2 separate regions of the Homo sapiens genome follow, and region 2 is linked to region 1. The links are chromatin loops, found by intact Hi-C in ENCODE. Cell type or tissue: OCI-LY7. All regions are shown on one strand.

Evidence for each region. A loop is a pair of places that touch in the nucleus more often than their neighbours do. Peaks named below come from ENCODE experiments on the same cell type or tissue, not always from the same donor. Only the 100,000 strongest peaks of a DNase experiment are listed, where the experiment ranks them.
Region 2: it touches region 1 in a loop (3-fold over the local background); 2 of 110 quality-filtered maps call a loop at or near these places.

What each region holds. Positions count from the first base shown.
Region 1 is chr3:31,853,737-31,861,736 of GRCh38, forward strand. The region is part of intron 3 of OSBPL10 (oxysterol binding protein like 10); the gene reads right to left. Among named protein-coding and RNA genes, the nearest start is that of OSBPL10, 120 kb to the right of the region's middle. In OCI-LY7, CTCF peaks have their summits at 4,906 (motif pointing right) and 5,108; DNase peaks (open chromatin) are centred at 25, 565 and 4,905; H3K4me3 peaks cover 1,144 bases; H3K27ac peaks cover 6,301 bases.
Region 2 is chr3:31,948,528-31,956,527 of GRCh38, forward strand. The region is part of intron 1 of OSBPL10 (oxysterol binding protein like 10); the gene reads right to left. Among named protein-coding and RNA genes, the nearest start is that of OSBPL10, 29 kb to the right of the region's middle. RefSeq lists an enhancer at 3,983-4,032. In OCI-LY7, a CTCF peak has its summit at 7,152; DNase peaks (open chromatin) are centred at 3,874, 4,784, 5,363, 7,274 and 1 weaker place; H3K4me3 peaks cover 4,394 bases; H3K27ac peaks cover 7,918 bases.

The sequences.
Region 1 (8,000 bases):
CTGCACGTTCTGTTCTAACTTGAGACAGAGCCTCTGCTCTCACCTGGCTGCACCACCCACACATCAGGGATCACACACATGAGGCAGCAGCCCAGTCCAGTGGTGCTGGAGCAGCAAGGCCTGGCTCCAAAATGCAGCCCCTTATCAGATATGCAACCTAAGGCAGTTATTTATAACGTTTCAGGGTTTTATCCTCATTGCCTATTTAAAAAGCAAGACATATCTTATAAGGATATTGTAAGGATTAAACTAAATAATATCTATTAAAGTACTTAACACTGCGCCTGGCATTTTGATCAAGTTTGATAGATGCTGGCATAACAATGTTCATCTATCTGTATAAAATATTGGTCAAGGTCACTCACAACCTTCTTTCATGATATATACATTATATCTCAGTAAAGTTTTTTTTTTTTTTTAAGGATAACTTTATCCCAAAGATAGCATACAGAATGGTCTAGAGAGATTGCCTAACTGTAAAGGCCAAACTGACCCCAGTGGTGGTTTTATCAAAGGCCTGCTCTGATCTTCCTTTTAAACGTCATCTTCCACAATACACTGTGCGCCTCACTCTCCAAGCCCAAGTGTTCTAACCAGTTCTCTGCATCAGCCTGGCTGCCATTGGCCCATAATGCCTCCTTTCCCACATTTTCTTAGCCACTCAGTTCCTTTGTGGTTAGTCTCAGCTAAGACAATAGCAAATGAATAAATTACTTTTCTTAAAATTCATATTATTAACATGGAAATGATTAATAGGTAACTTCTCCCAAAGAATATATACTTTTTAAAAAAGAATGTTTTTAAAAGTGTTAGACTATATATAATTTTACAGTTTTATATAACACACATACAATATATAATTTTTAAAAGTTGACAAAGAAATAATTTCAAACTTATAGAAAGTTGAAAAGAAAACCCACCACGTATCCTTTACTCGGTTTTACCAATTACTAACATTTTACCCCATTTGTTTTATCATTTGTTCCCTCTGTTCTCTCCTTCCCCACTTTAAAATAAACACATAAACACACATAATTATTATACGAATAAATGAATGAAACTTTTTCCTAATTTAAGGGTAAGGCCTTTTCCCCTTAAATACCTCTAACTGCTTCAGTGTGTCTTTCTAAAAACAAGGATATTCTCTGTATAACCACAGGACAGTTATCAAATGCCTTTATCCTATCTACTGTCTGTATTCCAATTAATTCCATGTCAGTGTAAAATCAGATCTAGTTTAGGGTAGGTATCGCATTTGGTTGTCATGGTTTTGTTTTGTTTTGTTTTGTTTTTGTTTTTGTTTTGCCAGAGACAGGGATCTTGCTGTGTCCCCAGCCTGGGGTGCATGCTGCATGATTAGCTCACTATAACCTCCAACTCTCGGACTCAAGGTATCCTTCCACCTCGGCCTCCTAAGTAGCTGGGACTAAAGCATGTGCCACCCTGGCTAATTTTTAAGTTTTTTTGTGCACACAAGGTCTTGCTATGTTGCCTGAGCTGGTCTCAAACTCCTGGGCTAAAGCAATTCATACACCAGGTCTCCCAAAATGCTGGGATTACAGTTTGAGCCGCCATGCTCGGTGAGTTGTCATGTATCTTTAGCCTCATTTAATCTGGAACACTTCCATACCCTTCTTGGTCTTTTATACTGACATTTTTGAAGAATACAGTCCATGTAGGATATATTTTTAAGTAGGAATACCTTAAAATATTTACTGTTGTTCTCTAGCCTCCAGCCTTGTTTTACTTTTCTTCATAGAACCTGTCACCACCTGGCACAGTACATATTTGTCTGTTGGATGTCTCCCTCACACAAGTACAAGCTACACGTAGTCACTTTCCAGGGTCCAGTACTATATCCTAGTGCCTAGAACATTATGGTACACAGACATGCAGTGTTTGTTGAATGCTACTCCCAAGCATTCATCTACTTGCAGTGTTTGTTGAATGCTACTCCAAGCATTCATTCGTTCTTCTAAGCCTTTCCTCCAATGTTAGCAAAACAGGGACCAGACACCCCCACTCTGAACAACTGACCCCAACTTTATCACTCACAGTGGATGCAGTTCAGTGCAGGAAATGTCCTCAGACTAAGAGCTGTCTACCCTCAAGTCAGAACTTCTCACAGAGGGCTAGCGATGGAAAATCACCCCACAAGGTTCTAGGCAAAAAAACAGCAACTCAAGTATTGTAGAAAAAAGCCCTATTTAAGTACAGATGTATGGTGCAATAAACTAGTTCAACTGAATCAAAACTGTACCATTTTGTTTTTTCCTAAAAATATATATATTTATATATGTATAATATATGTTATATACATTTATGTTTATATTACACACACACACACACACACACACACACACACACACACACACACACACGTTTTAATCTAAAGGCCTTCTTGACCTAAAATGATCTTCCTGGGTAATGTTAGGACTTTCCTTTCAGGCAAGGCGGGCAGCCAAATGTTAAGATTATGCTGGAGAAGGTATGCAAAATTGTTGCACTTTATTAAGACAATTAAAAAAATCCCCAAACTTTATTGTTTTAATAAAAGCTGTTCTTAAATTGTGTTTTATTTACTTAATTTGATGGTATGTTTAGGAGGGTGATGTTTTACACTTAGTTTTAAGTACCCAAAAAGTAATTATCTGTGAAAAATTCTAGAAGAAAAATGGCACTGAGCTTAATAAAACATGAAAGCAAAATTACCCAATAGCAGAAATAAGAAGACAGAGCCAAGGGAAGAGTCAATCCTTAGATGAGCTTGTCCAACTTTACTAAGGGAGTTTATCCAGCCTAAACTCATCGGAATCTATTCCCCCAAAGACTTGCTACTTCGGAAAACATATTATCCTCATACTCTGCTTTTCAACCTGGAGCACTTTATACCTTCAGTCTCAACAGGAGATGCAGCATATCTTACTTTTCACCCAATGATTTGGGAAAGAAAATAAAACAGCTTTAAAATATTTTATCAGGCTAGTGTATTGTTCAGTAAGATGTACGAGTTGAATGTAAGATACACCTAGGGCTTCTTGAAAATGTTTTCATGTAGGCCAGACACAGTGGCTCATGCCTGTAATCCCAGTGCTTTGGGAGGCCAAGGTGGGAGGATCACTTGAGGCCAGGAGATCAAGACCAGCCTGGCCAGCATGGTGAAACCCCGTCTCTACTAAAAATACAAAAATTAGCTGGGCATGGTGGCGGGCACCTGTATTCCCAGCTACGTGGGTGAATCGCCTGAACCTGGGCGGTGGAGGGTTCAAGGATCACACCACTGCACTCCAGCCTGGGCAACAGAGTGAGACCCTGCCTTGAAAAAGAAGTTTTCATGTGGGCAGTACTAACCCTCTTCAACCTCCAGTGGCATTCATACCCCCTGCCCTCTGCAGATGGAGAAGCTCTGCTTACAGAACCCAAGACAGGAGCTAGCTCTGCTAATCAGCCAACCACCCCAGCACCGGAGGGTTTTGTCAAGGAAGAGGCCACTCAACAGAGACTATTAATCACTATTTAATTCAAATAAAGGGGAGAGATGTAGCAGCTCCCCTCAAAGAGCATTAAACTTTAAACACTTCAAATTATTTCAAGTGAAAGCAATTCAGAGTAGCAAGAAGAGGAGCCTAATCTGAACTGGCAGGAATTTGGAATTACTGAACATCTTCAAGGACATTAGATGTTAAGACTTTCAAGTGAAGAATATAATGAGAAGCAGGTTCATCAGTGACTGCCTGATGGAGAGCATCTCCCTGAAGATAAAACGACCAACTCAATAGTGACCCACGAGAACACAGCACTCAGCAAAAGAGCCTCGGCTCCAGGTTTTAAAATACATTTTTAATAATTCAAATTTTAACCACTTGAGTAACTACATTTTTAATATACAACTGACCAATGCAAAAGATGAAAATTTTGAATAATATCAAAAGGTACACCTAAATCCCTATATACTTTCAACCATAAATCTCTTGTTCCCCTAACAGCACCCCTGGCAACCACTACTACTAGCCTCTCGTGTGTCCTTCCAAAGATTGGCAGGGGGGTGGGGGGGAGAGACAGAAAGGGAGAGAGAGAGAAAGGGAGAGGGAGAGGGAGAGGGAAAGAGGGAGGGAAAGAAGGAGGGAGAGGGAGAGGGAAAGGGGGGGAGAGAGAGAGAAAGAGAGAGAGAGATACAGAAAAAGTAAGTATGTGTGTGTCTCTCCCGTTTTTGTTTGACTGGTTGGTTGTTCCTATCATGGTATATCTTCCCCACAGCCTGTGTTTTTTTTTTTTTTGAGACAAGGTCTCGTTCTATTGCCCAGACTGGAGTGCAGGGGCGTAATCATGGCTCACTGCAGCCTTGACCTCCCTGGGCTTAAGCAATCCTGCCATCTCAGCCTCCCGAGTATCTAGCTGGAACTACAGGAGCACGCCACCACACCAGGCTAATTTTTTTATATTTCTGTAAGACAGGGTTTCCCTATGTTGCCCAGGCTGATCTCAAACTCCTGGGCTCAAGCAATCCTCCCATGTCAGCCTTCCAAAGTGCTGGGATTACAGGTGTGAGCCACTGTGCCCAGCCCCCTATGTTTTTTAACCTTTTCATCAACTTTAATAAATTAAATTTCTCTTTTATTGCAGAAGCTCAGTTTTTTATCAGAAATACCCCATTTCATTTCACAAGCTGTGCCTTTCCAGTCTTGGGCAGTCAGGTACTGCTTGTTTCGCAGGGCCCAACTTAGCTGGGTCCTGAAAGCACAGTACCCCTCACGGAAACTCATTCAGTGTCTGGCTCTGTACTAAGAGCACAACAGACATGATCTCATTAATCCTCACCACAGCATACAATTCAATCCTCACATCAAAAATTACTGTCCTCATTTCAAGGAATAACTTGCCCCAGGTGGCACTATAGGGCTAGTTCTGAACCGGGTACTGCCCCCAGAGAGCCTAGAGCACTTGCCTTTAATCCTGCAGCATCACAGAAAGTGAGATGGGAGCCACTCAAAACCAGATGCACAATGTGAACAAGGCCAGCCTGGCTGAGTCTGGATTATACTGGAGCTTTCTGATGCATGGGGAATATAAACATTTGGGCAGTCTATCAAAACTTTTAGGGGGAAAGTCATAACAATCAGGTTTTAGAGATGCTTCTTAGCCACTCCTTCATGATCATCTTCAGGTAGAACTTGGCTTAACAACCAAGTTATCCATCAACAGAAATGTTGTAGCAGAATTGGGTGAATCTGTGTTATAAAAAGAATATTGTGACATGCTTAATATTACTTAATCCTAACAACTGCCCTGTAGGGTTGATGCCATTATTTTGCCCAATTTACAGAAGTGAAAACTGAGGCTAAGAGACATTACTCGTTTACTGAGTTACTTGAGATTACAAAGCTAGGTAGTAGCCTGTGAGTGGCCCAGGCACAGCCAGAAACCAGGTTTTTTTTTTTGTTGTTGTTTTTACCTAATTCCCTACATTGTCTATCACACCAGATCCTCCATTTGTTCTAAAAAATTTTGTCTATGTCAAAAAAAATGGGAAAAGTAAAGAGACAAACCATGAAATGGGAGCTGGAGCTTCCGGATAGCTGAATACAGGAGGCTCTAGGAGGGTGACCGCCCAGGGAGGGCGTAGAAGTTCCACGCCCCTTCCCTTATACCTCACCCTACATATCTCTTCATCTGTATCCTTTGCAACATCCTTTATAATAAACTGGTAAACATAAGTTTCAAAGGGCAGATTTACAATGTGTACATGGCCTCCAGCCATGCAGGTTGTTCTCATCAGTGCCACGCTGCCTCACGAAATCCTGGAGATGATCAGTAAGTTCATGATGGACCCAATCTCCATCTTGGTGAAATGGTTTTCTTTTGCCCTTTCACTTTCTGCCATGGGATGCCACAGCAAGAAGGTCCTCACCAGATGCTGGTCCCTCAATCTTGGACTTCCATCAAGGGAACATCACTAACGTCATCATCATCCCAAAATGAACCTCTCCCAGGCTCCTTAAGTTTATTTTTCTGTGCAGCAACTGCTTGTGCTGAGACATTGGAAAGGGCTTTGGTTCCAGAATCCTTGAGGAATACACAATTCATTACAGCACCCTTACCTTGTAGTATAATCACATTTCTGCTTAGGAAGGCCAAGAGCCCAGCAAAGTAGGTGGCATTCCCACATGTAATCAGACTGGCCCTTGAGGCCTAAGAGTGAGTGAAATTTTCCAATGGACTTGGAGATTGCCATGTAGGACTTACTCCAATAACAGTTCCATTTGGGCATGGAGAGTATCTTAAGAATGGTGTGGTGGACATTGCTCACATATACCTGGTAATCCTCTCCCTCCTGCGCACATTGGAACCAGCCCTTCCTGCTCCCTTACATGAAGTCTGAGTCAATGAAAAGCCTTTTCTTTCCCTGTGCCCTAAAAGGCCTTGTATTTGAAAATGAAAGCGTTTAAGATTTTGAAGAAGCCTGCACCTCGGCAACCTCTGCATCATTCACTGCACGAAGCACAGTCACCAGTCACCAGACCTATGATGGGCCAACTCTCTACATGAAGAAGCACATCCAGAGTTGTATTTTACTTGCCCCCAGGTCTATGGAGATGTAAAAAAGGAAAGAATTAAGCATCTTGTTATTGGATGGTCCAAAGGAACATGTCACTGAGTGAGTGACCTTAACCAAGTCATGAAACTGCATTAGAAGGATTTACTATGGGAGAAGAATGAGGGGCTCCAGGCAGAAAGCCCCAAGGCAATAAAGAGACAAGGAAGTGATAAGAGGGGACTGAACGACCAAGGAGGCTAGGGTTATGAGCCACATTCTCCACCGTTGCCACCACATCTTATCTGATGACCTGACCCACCACATTAAAAAAGTTCATGTATGTTCTTTTTAGTTTCTTCTACTCAAAACACTGTTAAAAATACCTTAGTTCTCTTTCTGTTTTTTGTTGTTGTTGTTGTTTTTAGATGGAGTTTCACTCTGTCACCCAGGCAGGAGTGCAGTGGCACAATATCGGCTCACTGCAGCCTCCGTCTCCTGGGTTCAAGCAATTCTCCTGCCTCAGCCTCCTGAGTAGCTACAGGTGCCCACCACCATGCCTGGCTAATTTTTGTGGGGTTTTTTGGGGTTTTTTTTTTTGGGTTTTTTTTTTTGTATTTTTAGTAGACACGGGGTTTCATCATGTTGGCCAGGCTGGTCTTAAAATCCTGACCTCAAGTGATCCGCCCACCTCAGCCTCCCAAAGTGCTGGGATTACAGTTGTGAACCACACATGGGCAAAAATACCTTAGTTCTTAAGTCTACAGGTTATTAAATATACATTGCTCTAACCTACACTATGGATAAAAATTGAAAATTAAGCCAATAACATAAATTATTAGTTTAGAAATCACAGATTTAGAATAAGTCATGTTTTTAATCAATGTGTTTATTTTTGATTTTCATTGGGTCAGTTTGGGGGTCATTAGGAAATTGTGAAGGCATATACAGTCATCCCCTTGGTGTCCATGGGGGATTAGTTCCATGACCCTTCTAAGACAGCAAAATTCACAGATGCCCAAGTCCCTGATATCAAATGGCATTTTATTTGCATATAACCTATGCATATATATTCCCCTGTAAATCACCTCTAAATTACTTATAATGTCTAATGCAATGTAAATGCTATGTAAACAGTTATTTGTATTGTTTACAAAATAATGACAAGATTAAAAGTCGATCCATGTTCAAAACAGATGCAATTTTTTTTAGAATATTTGTGATCCAGAGTTGGTTGAATCCACATAGGCAGAACCCACAGATACAGATGACTGATTGTCTATAGAACTAGAAACTCAGAATTTAAATTTTAGCTTGTATCATTGTTCAAAAATTGATTAATACCATTAATATTATTGGCCTCTTTGGTGACACTAACCATTCCCTTGGCAAGTTTGCACTGGTTATCTATTACTGCCTAACTACCCCAAAACAAGAGGTTAAAAGTGACTACTATTTTATTTTATCT
Region 2 (8,000 bases), 95 kb after region 1:
ACTCGAGCAATAAACGGGCAGTCATCCTCCGTCATATAACTAACAACTTTCCTCCAATTTTTATGGTGCTTTTTATGCTGACTTTATAAAGTTTCACGTTTTACTTTCCAGATTTCATCGTGTGCATTCAATGCACCCCAGGAGTGTTGCTAAGCAGTTTTAATTTTCCAAGAAGTATTTCTTTGCCTTTCCTTTCCACTAAAGCATAGCTAAGAAATTGGAAAAGGCCCCCAAATCAAGTTTTCTGTACAGTGTGTACAATCTGGACCAAGACATTCAAGAAGGAATTGACTTAAGGAGAACTTCAGAATCATGGCTGGAGCCCCCACCATCCATGATGGAGTTAGAGAGTACCTCTATGGTAATGCAGGGCCAAATAAGTAAATTCCAGAGTAGCGAAATTAACTTTGTAATAAAAGACTATTTGATTATTCAGAGAAAAGGGAGCAGGTGTTTGGTAAGGTGCCAGAGAAATTCCTTAATTACCAGCCAAGTCCAAAGGAAATAAATGGTCAAATCAATTAACTCATTATTTATTATTTACTCTGTGATTAAACTTACAGATCAAGCTTCTAACAATACTAAGGGGAAGTTGGGGAAAGAGGAGTTTTAGGTTGGTTTCTTAGCCCAATGCAAATCTGCCTCAATTGTCATTCCTAAAACGCACACACATATTATTTCAGGAAGGATTGAACCAATCAACTGAAAAAACAGGAGACAAGTTAAAATAGCAACAGCTAACCTTTTCAGAGTACCTTCCATGTGCCTAAAACTGTGCAAGTAGTTGGATGCATACATCCTTCTCCATTCTCATGGAACAATTGTGCAGTACAAGAAATATAAAAGGATACTGGGTTCCGGCTGGGCACGGTGGCTCACGCCTGTAATCCCAGCACTTTGGGAGGCTGAGGCGGGCAGATCACGAGGTCAGGAGATCAAGACCATCCTGGCTAACACGGTGAAACTCGGTCTCTACTAAAAATACAAAAAATTAGCTGGGCTTGGTGGCAGGCACCTGTAGTCCCAGCTACTTGGGAGGCTGAGGCAGGAGAATCACGTGAACCCGGGAGGTGGAGCTTGCAGTGAGCTGAGATCACCTCACTGCACTCCAGCCTGGGCAACAGAGCAAGACTCTGTCTCAAAAAAAAAAAAAAAAAAAAAAAAAAAAAAAAAGGATACTGGGTTCCTACCTCACAGAACAGACACAAGTCCAGACAGATTAAAGCCTTAATTGAGAGAGGTAACTTCTGAAACTTTCAGCAGAAAATATAAGAGAATATCTCTTTAGTTAACTAGAAAAGAAAATACTCATATTCTACCACATTAAGAACCTCCTGACCTGAGGTCCCACCTATGGACTGACTTGGTTTGGATCAGAGCTAGAAGCTGCTCTCAATGAAAAATTTTAGTTGTCAGTTATGCAGTGGGTTGAAGTAGCAATCTGAGAGTTGGCAAAAATTTTTTAAAGTAGGTCTCGGTGGAAATCCTACTTATGTAGGCTTGTATTAGCTTCCAGGGTATCCGAAAAGGGCCTGTCAGGAGGGATGACTGTTTCTGCCAGTAAACTGAGCAGTGGGCAGCATAATTAAGAGAATATGGAAAAGAAGTAAGAACTTGTTTTTCAAAAGCATCACAAATAAAGTAAAAAGCCAAGCTATGAACTAAAAGGAGATATTTGCAACATAGATCCAACAAAGGATAAGTATGCAGAATATATAAAGCACTCCTACAAACCAATGCAAAAAAGACAACCTAATAAATAACTGAGCAAAAGACCCAAGCTGGAATTTCATAAAAGAGGAAGAAAGAATGACCCTTAAGCACATGAAGAGCTGCTGTCTTTCTGATAATCAGAGATACACAAATTAAGATACCAATGAGATATCATGTATACCTACTGGCTTGGCAAAATTAAGAATTCTTACTATATCAAAAACTAGAAAAGGTGCAGAACAATGCAAATGCTTATACCCTACTGGATGGCATTAAACTGGCACATCCACTTTAGAAAACAACTTAACATCATCTTATAAAATGGAACATCCAAATACCCTGAAGCCCAGTGGATATAGTTTGGATATCTGACCTCTCCAAATCTCAGGCTGAAATGTGATCCCCAATGTTGGAGGTGGAGCCTAAGGGGAGGCACTTGGGTCATGGGGGCAGATCCCTCACAAATGGCTTGGTGCCCTCCCTATGGTAATAAGTGAGTTCTCACTCTGTTAGTTCTGTTAGTTTACCAGTTAGCTCTGTTAGAGCTGGTTGTTTAAAGGAGCCTAGCATCTCCTCCTCTCTCTCTTGCTCCCTCTCGCCATGTGACATGCCTGCTCCCTCCACTTTCCATCTTGAGTAAAAGTTCCCTGAAGCCTCACCAGAAGCCAAGATGCTGGTGCCATGCCTGTACAGTCTTCACAACCATGAGCCAAATAAACCTCTTTTCTTTATAAATTACCCAGTCTCAGATATTCCTTTATAGCAATGCAAAACGGACTAACACACCAACAATTCAACTTCTACATCAACATCACAAGGAAATTCTTGCGTGTGTGTACTGGGAGATACATACTAACTTACACACAGCAGTAACACCGTTCACAGAGGAAGAAATGGTGAACAACCTAAATACCCATCACCAGGATAAAAAATTTGTGACATAGTCACACAAAGAATGTTATACAGCATTGAAAAGAAATGCACTGAAGTTAGACACAATAACGGGAATCAATTTTGGAAACAAAACGGGAAAAAAAAAAGACTTGCAGAAAACTATATACAACATCCTTTTAAAAATATAAAACTGAGAAACAAAACTAAATAATACAGAGAGATAACACACATTATTTTTGTAAAATATCTATTATAAAAATACTTTATATTATACAAAGGTGAAGGAATGATGAACTTGAAACTCAAGAGTTAGTGGTTACCTAAAAGAGGGGAGGAAAGGATTGAGTTGAAGAAGAATACTTGGGCAGATGAGCTACTAGTGGTTATATTATCCTTCCTAGAGTGAATGGTGAGCTCATGCCTGTTCATTTTCTTATGCTCTGTTACATATATGATTGCATATATTCTTTAATATAAATCAATTATATTTTTCAAATATTAGAAAAAAGCTATTTAGATCATTTATTCTATGATTGTATACAATTATAAAAATAGAAACTAATATATAAATGTTAATTTAAACTATATAATTATATATTTAAATTATATGGAGTATTTATTATTATTCCCATTTTACTGATGAAGAAACTGAGAGTTAAAAAGGTAGGATAACTTTACACATCCAGTTAAGTGAAAGTGACAAACTAAGCTTTTCATTAACTTTAAAACCCATGCTTTAACACCGTGCTATACTCTTAAGATTTCCACCAGCGAAGAAAAAAATTAGATATAATTCACAAGATTCAAGAATCCCTGCCTAAAACTCCATTAGTGTGCAACTCTTACAGAACTCCTACTATAATCTGTGCCTTCCATGAGTGGTGGGAAATGAGTATTGTTTATTAGGATTTGTTAGCTCTAAAGACAAACTTATTTACATGTTAACATATAGTCATATTAAACAAAAGACTCTTAAATTCAATGAAATTTGGAATTTATAGAAAACCTACGATAAAGCATTTTGTTTTATTTTGCAAATGCAAATAAAGAATCCTGGTGCAAAGTGGAAAGCCATGCCTTAGTACACATTAGGTGGATTAAGAAATATGTTTTCTTCAGTGAGGCAAAACTATTCAAGTGATAAATTCATCTGTTTGTCCAGGTTCTTTTCTTGTTTTCACCTTCTGAGCTTCTTTCACTTCCCTTCAAGAGTCATGTTTCCTCTCTCACCCTAGATCTTAACCAGGTGGCACTTCCTCCAAAAGAGTTCCCCACCCTACATCCAGGCGTATCCCTCGTCACGCTCCGTGAGAGCACTTTGCATGCTGCAGTTCAACCACTGCTGTGCATCTTCTTCCTAGCCCACCAGCAACTTGGGGCAGGAACCCATCTACAATAGTCCCCACTGTACCTTCAGGCACAGCATGGGGAGCAATGAGAAGGAATCAACAACTGAATGAAGGGATGATCATACTACTATGTAAAATCCATTCACACGAAAGGATCAGAGGGAACACAGAATAGTAGGAAGGATGTGGCACTTGGAATCAGACTGACCTGTGTTAGAATGTCCCCCCAACATCAGTTGGCTCTGATATTACTAAATATTAAATATTACTAAAACCTGCCCGCCTTGTGTGGTTATTAGAATTAGTGGTGATAATATGTGTGAAGATGATTCTCTCAGGTACTAATCAGTGACTTTAAACTGTGGCTGTCGGGGAAGGGTCCTATATTCTGGTTCAACTGGTCCAGGATGGGATCTGGTGATGAAATTTTTGTAAAATCTTCCTACTTTTTTTTTTTTTTTTTTTTTGAGACGGAGTCTCATTCTGTAGCCCAGGCTGGAGTGCAATGGTGCAATCTCGGCTCACTGCAACCTCCGCCTCCAGGGTTCAAGCAATGCTCCGCCTCAGCCTCCTGAGTAGCTGGGATTACAGGCGCCCACCACCATGCCTGGCTAATTTTTTTGTATTTTTAGTAGAGACGGGGGTCTCACCATCTTGGCCAGGCTGGTCTTGAACTCCTGACCTCGTGATCCATCCACCTCAACCTCCCAAAGTGCTGAGATTACAGGCGTGAGCCAGCGCGCCCGGTCCTCAGATACTTTTAATATGCAGAAAGGTTTCAGAACCTCTCCACGGGACAGAAGCAAGGCAGGAAATAACATCTGCAGAGCCTTGCTGTGTCCAACACTCAGTTGCCACACATTATATTATTTAATACCCCCACACACACAAAGAGTGGGCACTGCTTCCCCCTTACCAAGCAGAAGTGATTCTGTTGTTGTTGTTGTTGCTGTTGAGGACAGGGTCTAGACTGGAGTGCAGTGGCTTGATCACAGCTCACTGCAGCCTCAGCCTCCTGGGCTCAAGCAATCCTCCCACCTCAGCCTCCTAAGTAACTGGGACTACAGATGCATGCCACCACACCTGGCTAATTTTTGTATTTTTTGTAAAGACGGTTTTACCATGTTTCCCAGGCTGATCTCAAGCTCCTGGGCTCAAGCAATCTGCCAGCCTCAGTCTCCCAAAGTGCTGGAATGACAAGTGTGAGCCACCACACCTGGCCACAATGGCCATTCTTCATTAACCCTTTTCCTTCTCCCTCTCAATCATGTCAATTTTCTTCAAAAAAGAGACAGCTAAACTTTCAGACAAGTCACCATACGTGAAGATGTTCAAAAGCTCTATGTGTATGTGAGGAGTGTGTGTGACAGAGAGACAGAGACAGAGAAATGAAAGAGGAGGAGAGAAGGAACTGGGGCAAGAGGCAACAGAATGACGCCTTTTTCCATCAGAGAGTTCAGCAGCTTCAGTGCTGTGGTTGATTCCTTAACATCAAAGCTAAATAGGAACTTGTTTCCAGCTCCAGTTGTTGCAGCTGACTGGTCCTATAATTTCTAGCATGCACAAAGCATGTCAAAATCCTCAACAACAAAAATCATTAAGAGAAGTCTGGGTTCATCCTTTAACCCTAGAACAATTAAATGTGTGAGGTGCCCGTGCATTGGCCCATTTGCTCCTTCTGCACATGAATTCCCATTAACACCAGTCCCAAGAGGGAAGAAAAAGGGGTCAGAAAGATGGCTGCCTGGCCAAGATGCCACAGGCCTGGAGGAGGTACTGAATTAAATGGCCTCTAAGCCCCTCAACTCTAATCCTCTACAAAGAGCCTTTGTGCATTGCTAACACTAGGCTGGAAAGGAAAAAGAAGCAACAATCCCAAGTTCCATGAGGAGGGCTTCTGGTTCTTTCTACTTGCAGCAATCAGGCATAATTTTAAAGCTAGCCGTCTCAGCAATAAAAAGGAATCCACGACTGATAAGACACAACGACATAAATGAATCCCAAAATGTTATGCTGACTAGAGGAAGCCAGACACAGTAAGTATATATTGTGTGATTCCATTTATATGAAATGCTAGAGTAGGCAAAAACCAATCTATATTGGGGGCAGGGGGAAGGATGGTGGTTGCCTGGAGTGGGGAGGAGCAAGAGACACAACAGAAGCTTCTGGGGAGATGGTAATGTTCTATGCCTTGACAGAGGTTGGGTAAAAATGCATGCAGTTGTCAAAACTTAGCAATGTACACTTAGGATTTGTGCATTTCATTGTGAAATTTTACATCAAGAGAAATAATTGAAAACAAATATTGTTAATGATATGTGTTAATGACATGCATGCTAAAATATTTATGACTATACTAATGTCAGCAGTTTGCTCTGAAATGTATAAAGAAATAAAATGGATCTATGGATGAGACAGATGGACAGACATGTAAAAAACTAGGTATAATAAAATGTCAGTTGTAGAATCCAGGTGGTAGATACTTGTGTGTTTACTGTACAATTCTTTCAACATTTCTGTATATTTGAAATTTTTCATAATAAAATGAGGGAGGGGGCAGTTAGCCACATAGAAGGTAGATGGGTGGATAAGGTAAGCTAATTGCTAAGAAAAAATCATAGAAGCTACTGGCATCCAGGCATCCACTGGGGTTTAATGCAGCGTGAGCTGCTCAGACAAAAGAAAAAAGGAAAGATGACAAAATTGAAGATAACAGTAATACAGTAATAATTTGTTGAACCACTACTATACACCAGAGGTATATGCTAGACACTCATATGCCATCTGGTCTTACCATCACAACTTCCCTGCAAGGTAGGCATATCATCATTTTATAGATAAGCAAACTGAAACTCAGAATGGTGCAGGAACTTATCCGAGGCTAGAATTTGAAACCAGCTCTACCAACCTCAATAGAAAAAGAACCATATGAGCCCAACACTGCTTCCCTCTTGCAAAGGTCAGGACTGTGCCAAAGGCTCAGGCATGGCACTGCAGCCACAGCTACCCAGCAATGCCACCTATCATGCAGTAGGAAGCCACCCTCTTGGTAACAGCATTGGCACTTGCACTGACTCCCTGTCGCTTCATTCTCCCAAAAGCCCTGTGGGGTCTCCTACACTCAATCCTCTTCCCTCTTTTCTTTTTGCCACAAGGAGAATTTACCCACCAGGGATTTAGCCATCATCTCCATGCACATGCTCTTAATAACAAATAATGCAAAGCAGCTCATTCAGTGCCATCTAGCAGCTTTCCAGCCCAGCTTCTAGTCTACAGAAGCTAGAAAACTATAAGCTACATTTCACTGACTCCCTTGCAGCTAGATTCTTCTAAGCAGACACACTCATGCAAGATCTGAGAGTGAGAGGGGAACAACAGGAGGCAGTAGCCACAAACCAGAAGGTCAGAACTTCTGGTCAGATGGTGACAAGTGTATTTGATTCCTTGGAGCAGTTATAGCAGATGTTATGAAGTTTGGCCTCTAGTGTCACCAGCCCTAAGGCAGAAGTGGGTTATATCCATGCTATAGATGGGAATTGGTTAGAGACAGGCTGTGTTGTTCCTAAACATGTAGCATTGATCTTGGTTCTCCCAGAAACACTGCAAAACCCTCTAATAAATCCCTGGCTACTTAGACTGCTTAGAAGGAATCTACTGTTTGTAACTAATATCCTAAACAGCAACCCTTCTAAATGGCTCTGATCCTGCCTCCCACATTTTGAGCCTATATAAATGCCTGCTAGAGAGTAAAACTCTTTAGTACAGGAGAGTCCCACTTTCCACATTAGAGGGAGGGCAAAGGAGGACAAGGAGAGTTGAGGGGACATCCTACAGTCCATCAGGTTCTATTAATATCAGTATGTGCAGGGTCTCCCAGAAAAGCAAACTGAGCAAAGCTTTCCAAATGTTCCAGGTAAGAGGGACAACAGAGCACATAAAAATGATGGCCTTTTGGCCGGGCATGGTGGCTCACCCCTGTAATCCCAGCATTTTGGGAGGCCGAGGCAGCTGGATCACCTGAGGTCAGGAATTCAAGACCAGCCT